2 separate regions of the Homo sapiens genome follow, and region 1 is linked to region 2. Evidence: read pairs that join two places in POLR2A ChIA-PET (ENCODE). Cell type or tissue: GM12878. All regions are shown on one strand. Each heading gives the region's core, and the rest is flanking DNA. Links, peaks and the distances in the headings are about the cores only. Region 1 overlaps EIF5B (eukaryotic translation initiation factor 5B). Region 2 overlaps REV1 (REV1 DNA directed polymerase).

Evidence for each region. ChIA-PET counts read pairs that join two places held together with the same protein. Peaks named below come from ENCODE experiments on the same cell type or tissue, not always from the same donor. Only the 100,000 strongest peaks of a DNase experiment are listed, where the experiment ranks them.
Region 1: POLR2A ChIA-PET joins it to region 2 with 6 read pairs; 3 of 35 experiments call an interaction of 5 or more read pairs at or near these places.

Annotation. Positions count from the first base shown.
Region 1 is chr2:99,360,785-99,365,184 of GRCh38, reverse strand. It overlaps EIF5B (eukaryotic translation initiation factor 5B), which reads right to left. Exons shown (of 24, transcript NM_015904.4): 4 at 3,365-4,037; 5 at 1,323-1,540; 6 at 764-914. Among named protein-coding and RNA genes, the nearest start is that of EIF5B, 26 kb to the right of the region's middle. In GM12878, for the core only: no CTCF peak of the experiment used is centred there; no DNase peak of the experiment used is centred there.
Region 2 is chr2:99,440,578-99,444,924 of GRCh38, reverse strand. REV1 (REV1 DNA directed polymerase) reads left to right here. Exons shown (of 23, transcript NM_016316.4): 5 at 2,456-2,608. Among named protein-coding and RNA genes, the nearest start is that of REV1, 47 kb to the left of the region's middle. In GM12878, for the core only: no CTCF peak of the experiment used is centred there; a DNase peak (open chromatin) is centred at 1,897.

The DNA.
Region 1 (4,400 bases), core at 130-4,129, 80 kb after region 2:
TATTACTGTAATTATAGCATAAACACCAAAATGACTGTAATATAAAAATCTAGGGAATATAGGAGCAGGAAATTTAAGAGAGGTCCCAATATATTCTTCTCATTGGAGCAAAGACACTATTTTAAATCACCTTACCTTTCAAAAAAGTAATAAATTATATGCCCAGTTGTGATCTCTAAACACTATTACCCTCTAAAAGGAACAAAAGCTCTTTGGATAAACAACCGATTCCAGGTCTCAGCCCATGCAAGATGAACCTGGGATATCTTGTTGCATCAGAAAGTAAGGAAAGGGTTAAAAAAAAATGGTCATGAATACTTTTTCACCGTGGTCATGTGGGCAAACTAATATGCTGTCTGGGAATCACTGTATTTCTTTTTTATTTTTTGGGATTCACTTTAAAACATGCTAGGATAAAAAGTAGATGGAGAGGTACAAAACAAGAATGTCAAATGGTCCTAATTGTTGAAGCTGGCTGATAGGTACACAGGGACTCATTCTATTATTATCACTATTCTTGTTTGTGGGAGGATAACTTATTTAGACATACTATCATTTACATATAAATTTTTATCCTCATGTAGATGTCATCTTCCTAAACAATGAAATGACATCACCTATTCCTTACGTTTTACTGAACTTTTTCACAGATTTTTCATAGGAACTGTCCTGATGCAAATTCCATTCTCCTTCTGAACATTAAGGGATATAACTGCATGTGCAGAGCTCTCTGACCATTCAGTTAATGAAGAGTACCACTCACCCTGAGCTTGTAGCAGTTTAAGAGTAGCTTCGGCTCTGGCTCTGGCTTCTCTCTGGGATTTAGTTAAAAGTTTCCCTTCTTTTTTCAAGCGTTCTTTTCTTTCTTTTTCTTTTTGCTTTTTCCTTTCTCTTTTTTCTTGTTCCAATCGTTCCTATAAAAGAGTACATGTCAGACAAAACCTGTATTCATTTAATGAACTATAAAATTCAAATGTAAACAATCCAAACTTCAAATAAATCTCTTGAGACACATGCAAAGTATTATGTTAGGAGATTCCAAATCAAAGTATTTTAAATGTTATACATGATTATTAATTAATATCACATCAGATTATTGGCAATGATACATAAGCAACTTATGTATCGAGCAATCTGTTCTTGAGAAAATAAAGATAAGATGTGCTGTACCTCTTCATCTTATTATTTGTATCGGAACAATAATATAACTGAATTACCATGCAACTATGAAATTTTCAGAATTAGAAGAGTAAAGATATTTTACAGAGAATAGATTTTAAGTTAAACACAATATCAATGTTACCAACTTCATGAAAACATACCTCTTCTTTACGCTTGGCTTCTAATTCTTCAAGCCGTTTTATACGTTCTTCCTCTTCTCTCTTCTGTCTTTCTTCTTCCTCTTTAAGCTTAGCCAGAGCTTCTTGCATAGCTTTAACAGTGGCTTTGCTAGGTCCTTTTTTCTTCTCTTTCTCTTTTTCTTCCTTTTCTCCTTTCTTTTTCTTCTTATCTTTCTTCTTTTTGTCTCCTTCATTGTCATCTACCAAAAAGAATAAAGGCAAAGCATTGAAATGAAAAAACAATTCCCTGTGGTGATGACGAGCAAAACCCAACCACAATTCAAGGACCATAATGGGCCAAGGCCGATGCCAGCAGCAGGCTAAGTTCTACAGGCATCAAGGCATCCTGAGCACTTTGGTAACTAGAATAGCTCAGAATAACTCACAGATGGCCTCCTGAGAAGTCTGCAATACTGATGTTGGTCTCAGATGTCCTGAGGAATACAGTAAGACAGAAGGATACTGTCAGCAGCAAAAGGGCAATCCTGTACCTAATGTATCTCTAAATCCATGGTACCTGAGTGGCTGGTGTCCAACAGATGCTTATATGAAGTTCTAACAATCAGAATGAACTAACACCCACGTAAGTTCTGTAGCTAATTTCACTTCTACAAGATGGAGTTAATGAGAATGATGTCCACTTTAGGGGGTATTAGTAGGATAAAATACAAAAATATAGGTAGTTATACTCCAAGAACTCTAAAGAATTAAAAGCTATGAAGGTACTTTCATGGTGTTCCTCCTCGAATATATCCAGATAATAAATATGCTAGCATTTAAAAAAGTTGCTGGGCACGGTGGCTCACACCTGTAATCCCAACACTTTGGGAGGCTGAGGTGCATGGATCACCTGAGGTCAGGAGTTCGAGACCAGCCTGGCGAACATGACGAAACCCCATCTCTACTAAAAATACAAAAATTAGCCGGGCATGGTGGCGGGCTCCTGTAATCCCAGCTACTTGGGAGGCTGAGACAGGAGAATCACTCGAACCTGTAAAGAGGAGGTTGCAGTGAGCTGAGATCGTGTCATTGCACTCCAGCCTAGGCAACAAGAGTGAAATTCCGTCTCAAAAAAAAAAGTTGTGTCAATTTTCCCATTAAAAGTTTTCCAGTCAAAAGAAAAACTACTGCTTTTGTTGGTTTTTTGAGACAGAGTCTCAGTCTGTTGCCCAGGCTGGAGTGCAGTGGTGCGATCTCCGCTCACTGCAAGCTCCGCCTCCTGGGTTCACGCCATTCTCCTGCCTCAGCCTCCCGAGTAGCTGGGACTACAGGCGCCCGCCACCATGCCCGGCTAATTATTGTATTTTTAGTAGAGATGGGGTTTCACCATGTTAGCCAGGATGGTCTATATCTCCTGACCTCGTGATCTGCCTCAGCCTCCCAAAGTGCTGGGATTATAGGCGTGAACCACCGCGCCCAGCCCAAAAACTACTGTTTTAAGAATATAGTATGGCCATGCAAACCATCTGATCTTTAGCTATTTTCATTCTAAATAAGAGGAAGAAATTAGCTAGAACTTTTATTTTATAATTGGTTGTTAAAAAAATGGCTCATTATTGCTTAAAAGACACTAATTTTAGCATGTTGAGTTTTAAGTGAAGCAGAAAATATTAGCAACTTCATGAAAACATTTCTTTGTGAATTTCATAAATTGAACTAGGTTTTTAAAGACAGGAAAGAATTCAAATATTATCTGACACTGAGTTATCAGAAAGGAAGAATAAATTTTTCATTAAGTAACTTCTATAGCCTTTATCAACAGCAAAAAAAATAGTTTTCATAATGCAATTCTATAAAAATTCCAGTCTGTACATAAATAATCTGAAAGATATTTATACTATATATGTAAAGAATTAACAATGCAAATCAAGTCAAATACTTAGACGTAATTTTTTAGATGGCTCCTTACAATCAAGTGTCTTTATACCCATGGACAAATAACAAAACGACCTTGGGGCACAATGATTACAACTTATACTGTGAATCAAAAGCCTTTTGCTCTTTCCTCTAAAGTATTAACCAACCTTCTGCAGCTGTGGGAGTCTCTGCTTTCTCTTCAGAGGCAGGAATTACTCCAGTATCAACAGTCACTTTGGATTTTACAGTTTCTTCTTCAAATTTCCTTTGAGATTCCTTTTGTTTACTCTGATCCTTTTTACCTGTTTCTAACTCTTCTTTTTCTTTCAGCTTCCGCAGTTTCGCTTTTTCTTCATCTCGCTTTTTTCTCTCGCGCTCCTTCTTTTCTGCCTTCTTTTGGGCCACTGTCTTAATTTTGAAGGAGGCGTCATCATCTTCATTCCCACTTTCTATGTTAGGACCTGGCTTGTTTTTCTGATTTTTTTTCTGTCCTTTTCTAGATTGCAAAAATTCATCTGATTCATCACCACTTTCACCAGAAGAATTTATTCTTGAACGCTCTTTAATTTTTTTACTGTTATCCTCATCCTCCTCTGACCCATCCCACTTCTTATTTGATTTTTGAGCTTTCCCTTTAGCTTTTTTAGGAAGTTTGTTAAAATCATCATCATCATCACTCCCAGAGTACATTTCCACTTTCGGTTTTGCAGTCTTTTTTGATTTTGAATCTTTATCTTCCAATTCTTCGCTATCATTATCATCAAAACTCTGTTTTTTGCCCTTCTGTCCTTTCTTTTTTTTATCTTTTGAGGTGAATTCCTCTTCATTGTTTTCTGTTGGCTAAAAAATTTCCATTGTTAGAAAAAATTAACAGAATTATAATTGAGACCAGAGTCATGTGCTTCATTAAGTAAACATTTTTTAAAAATCTCAAAATGATTTCAAAATCTTTTTCAAAGTCTTTTTCACAGGAATATAAAATTCAAACAAGCAAGAGAGGTTGGCCTTGGCCTCAGACACATCTCGCATCATTGTAAATTGCAGAATCCAGGGGCTCTTGAAACAGGCACTAGTCACCACCCATTTACTAACTTTACAAAGCCTAAGGGACAAGTTGAAAGAAGAAAAAATATCTATGATTTTCCCATTACTCTGAGGCTTATCCAAATTCGAAGGATGAAAAAGAAACAACAGAGAAAACTG
Region 2 (4,347 bases), core at 348-4,347:
TTTATTATCCTCTCCTTTTGGTTTTGAAAGAATAGTAGAAAATGTCAGTACAGTTCCTTTGCGCTTAGAACAAGAGGGGAAATAGTAAATGTGAGAAATTAATCCCAGAGAGATTTTTAAAAAGGTCTTATACAAATATGCTTTCAGATAATGTTTCTGTCTATATATCTATAGATAGATAAATGGGCAAGCAGGGGTAGTTAGGAGTATACAACTGATAGATAGTGGTTTAGGCTTCAAATTATAACTGACATTACTTCACTAACATTACTGTAGTGCATTGGGCTTTAATTCTTTTTATTGAGTATCTCTGAGGATATCTGATTTGAGACTTGCAGTATTTAAATTGGCTGTCTAATTTTGTAGCAGTCTCCATGGACTGACTTATGTAAGCCTAAGAATTCTGTGGGTGGCCACATGGCTCTTGTTAGGAGCTGGATAAGGCCTGACACCCTTGTATATGATCAGTGCTGACCATAGAGAGTACCTGTAGAGTCTGCATCACTCCAGCATGCTGTCAGTAGGGCAGGAAAAGCGAGAATGATCATAGGGCGTTTTGTTCCTTGCACTTTTGGTTTTACCTGAGATGTGCAGCTGGCACAGTGGGTGTAGTTTCACTCTCTACTTGTCTCTTAGTTATAGCTATCTATGATAAAGGATGGAAAGCTAAGGTTAGGATTTTATTTCAGGTATTAAGTAGCTGTACTTCTTTTGGTGGGGGAAGCAAGTGAGTTTGATATACATAATACCACAGAACAAAGATTTATAGTTAGGCAATTGAGACCAACTATTAAAGGAAGAAAAGGGCTGGGCGCGGTGGCTCACACCTGTAATCCCAGCACTTTGGGAGGCAGAGGCGGGTGGATCACGAGGTCAGGAGATCGAGACCATCCTGGCTAACACGGTGAAACCCCGTCTCTACTAAAAAAATACAAAAAATTAGCCGGGCGTGGTGGCAGGCGCCTGTAGTCCCAGCTACTCGGGAAGCTGAGGCAGGAGAATGGCGTGAAGCCGAGATCGCGCCACTGCACTCCAGCCTGGGCGACAGAGCGAGACTCCGTCTCAAAAAAAAAAAAGGAAGAAAAGTTGGTTTGAGGAAGAATAAAGTAAAAAATAGTCGAATTTTAGGGTTTCGATTCTAATATTTGAATGTAACCTGAAATTTTGAATGTATTTTGAATGTAACCTGAATTTTGGTAAAACATTTAGCCTGGTCATAAATCCATTTGGTTACATGTCTTGCGACTAGTATAGTATGTTCTTTACCATCATAATTTAATAGTTATAGCATTTGATATAGGTTAAGGTACTTTAGGTAGAATTGTTAAATATATATTGACATAATTATATAAAGGACATACTCTGTATCATATATAGTTCCGTTTTTAGAATCTGTTAGTATGTTTTCCTGTATTCCAAGTTGTTGACTCAGTTATTTTTAATTAGTATTCTGTAAGCCAATTCAGTCATTTCTTAAATGATTATTTTTTAAAAAGTTTTGTGTGACACCATTTAAGAAAATGAAAATGTCAAGTCTTGGATTTATGAGACAATAAGAAACATATTTTTATCATGTTATTTATCAGTCTTTTTCTAAATAACTGAGGGATGATTCCTTGGTATATATTTTAGGTTTAAAATCCAGAGGTTGTTTTGAAATATTTTCTAATATTAAAGTAGCTTGTTTTGAAATTTGGATGATAGCATAAGTATATTGATTGGTTATTTTTAAATTTGAAGTGAAATGATAATTTTAAAGGTAGAGTAGCCATATATAACTCAGTTTATTAGCAAGAAAATGTCAGTTTTAGATACTGCAATCAAATTAGTTTTAGTTCTGAAGTACAAAAGGAAGCAGACATTTGGGAACTTCAGTTACAGTGCTAGTACCACCTAGCGTTAGAACACTGGTGTTCCCCTGGATTTGAGTGGTGTTGTGTGATATGCTGTGAGGATGTACATGGTAGTTTTGGCCCTTGTAGAGTTCATATCTTCAAATGGCCTTGGCTCTTAACCATTCTTGTATACATAAAAATAGTATAAATTATTACTCTTGAAGTTGAGATTCTTTATTTTGTCCTATATTTTTATTTTACAGTTTCTGACATGAATTTGGAAATTGAGCATCCTTATTCAGTTTATTTATCTTGGAAAACCTTAATAGATGAGATTTTGATGAAGTCTTGATGATTCTCTGTTAACTGTTGACAGGGTGGTAAATACTAAAGTCATGAGGTTTAAAATATTGACTAGTTCAGCTCTGTGCTTGCAGTTTTTCCCCACTCTAAGATCATATTGTATTAGGACCACTAAAACCGAGCAAGAAGGAATAAACTAGGAAAACAGATGACCTGTTGTTGGTGAAATACTGTATCTTTAAGGACATTGAATATTTTTCATGAAGCTCATTGTCACCAAGTATGGAACTCTAAATTGGTGTTGCTTTTTGTTTCAGCATCAAAGCTGGACGACTCCTCTCCTACATTCCATATCAGCTGTACACCAAGCAGTCCAGTGTGCAGAAAGGTCTCAGCTTTAATCCTGTATGCAGACCTGAGGATCCTCTGCCAGGTCCAAGCAATATAGCCAAACAGCTCAACAACAGGGTGTAAGTTTGTCTAGTTGGGGATTACTGCAAAGCTGGTTGGTTTTTTTTTTTTTTTTTTTTTTTTGAGATGGAGTTTTGCTCTTGTTGCCGAGGCTGGAGTGCAATGGTATGATCTCGGCTCATTGCAACCTCTGCCTCCCAGGTTCAAGTGATTCTCCTGCCTCAGCCTCCCGAGTAGCTAGGCTTACAGGCGTGTGCCACCACGCCTGGCTAATTTTTGTATTTTTAGTAGAGACGGGGTTTCACCATCTTGGCCAGGCTGGTCTCGAACTCCTGGCCTTGTGATCTACCTTCCTTGGCCTCCCAAAGTGCTGGGGTTACAGGCATGAGCCACCACGCCTGGCCACAAAGCTGGTTTTTAGCAGTGAGCATGGCCCCTGCTCTGTTACAGTCAGACAGAAGCAGATACAAACCCTGGCCATTCACTTATAATAAACATGTTGAAATATGTGTGTATGAGTGTCTTATCTAAAAATGAATTATTTTTATAATGATAATTTCATAAATGTAAGTAAGTTTTTACAGTCATACTGGTTTCTCACCTTAAACTAGTGGATCTTAATTGTTAATAAGTTTTTTCATGGATTTTTATGAAAGTAATTATTTCCTCACAAGTAATTTGCTGTATTGCTTTCTCAAAAATGGAACTAACTGCACCAGCTATATTTTTGTTGTGTTCCATGCATAGAAAGACAATGAAAATGTTAATATTTCTGGGTTATTTTTGAAAAATTCAAAATTCATAACATTCTAAATATGTAAATATATAAATGGAAGTTTAGTTGGTGACCCTTGGTTATAGAATTGAAAGTGAATCTAGACTATTCCATGTGGCTGCTTTTTTTTTTTAATTTAAGCTTTTAATTGCAACCCTGGATAAATTGTTTCACAATTAATTGGTGGGTTGCCTTACCTTGTATATCAGGTGGTTCATTATGGTTAGCCTTCTCTTTATTTATTAAATTGCTTGCTTTGGGAGTTGGATATATTTTTTTTCGAAAACACCAGGAGTCTAATTAATCTGAGAGGATCCAGTATCACTGCCTTCTGTAATTTTTGTTGTCATTTGTTAATTTAACTTGTACTCACAAGCATATTCAAATATTTTTCATGTTACCTGTAGCTTTTAATTTTTTTTAATGTGCTATCAAGGTATATAGCAAATAATACCAGAAAACCTTTTCACAGAATACGTAGCTTTAGCTTTCTTTTCTTACCCACATTAATAAAAGTAGAAAATAGATATGTTTTTTCAAAATCTTCTTTGTGACACTTTAGGAAGAAATTACCTTTTAGATTTTACTTCTTAATACATTTATGCCATTGCCTAAAAAATGTATCTCTACCCGTGATATTTCCAGTACAGCTACTTTGCAAATGTCCATTTGTCTAGGCTGAGAAACTATAGTACAGCAAGAATGTATGTTAACAATGTATTTTCCTGCCAATATATGGCTTTCTGTTGCATGTGTTGCTATAATGCATGTAAAGGGTCTGAATGTTTTTGACACAAAACTAGATGTAAGACTTTCTGACGTACATCACTTTTGTTGTTTTCTGGGGTTTTTTTGGGGGGTATATTCAGTACATTTTGTACATTTCTTTGAAATGCTCATCTGTGACTTCTTGCTCCCTTGCATTCTGTTTATCTCAAGAGGCTGAACTTTCTCTGCATGTGACAAATTAGGTTTTCTTTTTTTCTTCTTTTAATCATATCTACTTTGTCTTTTTCCCCATCA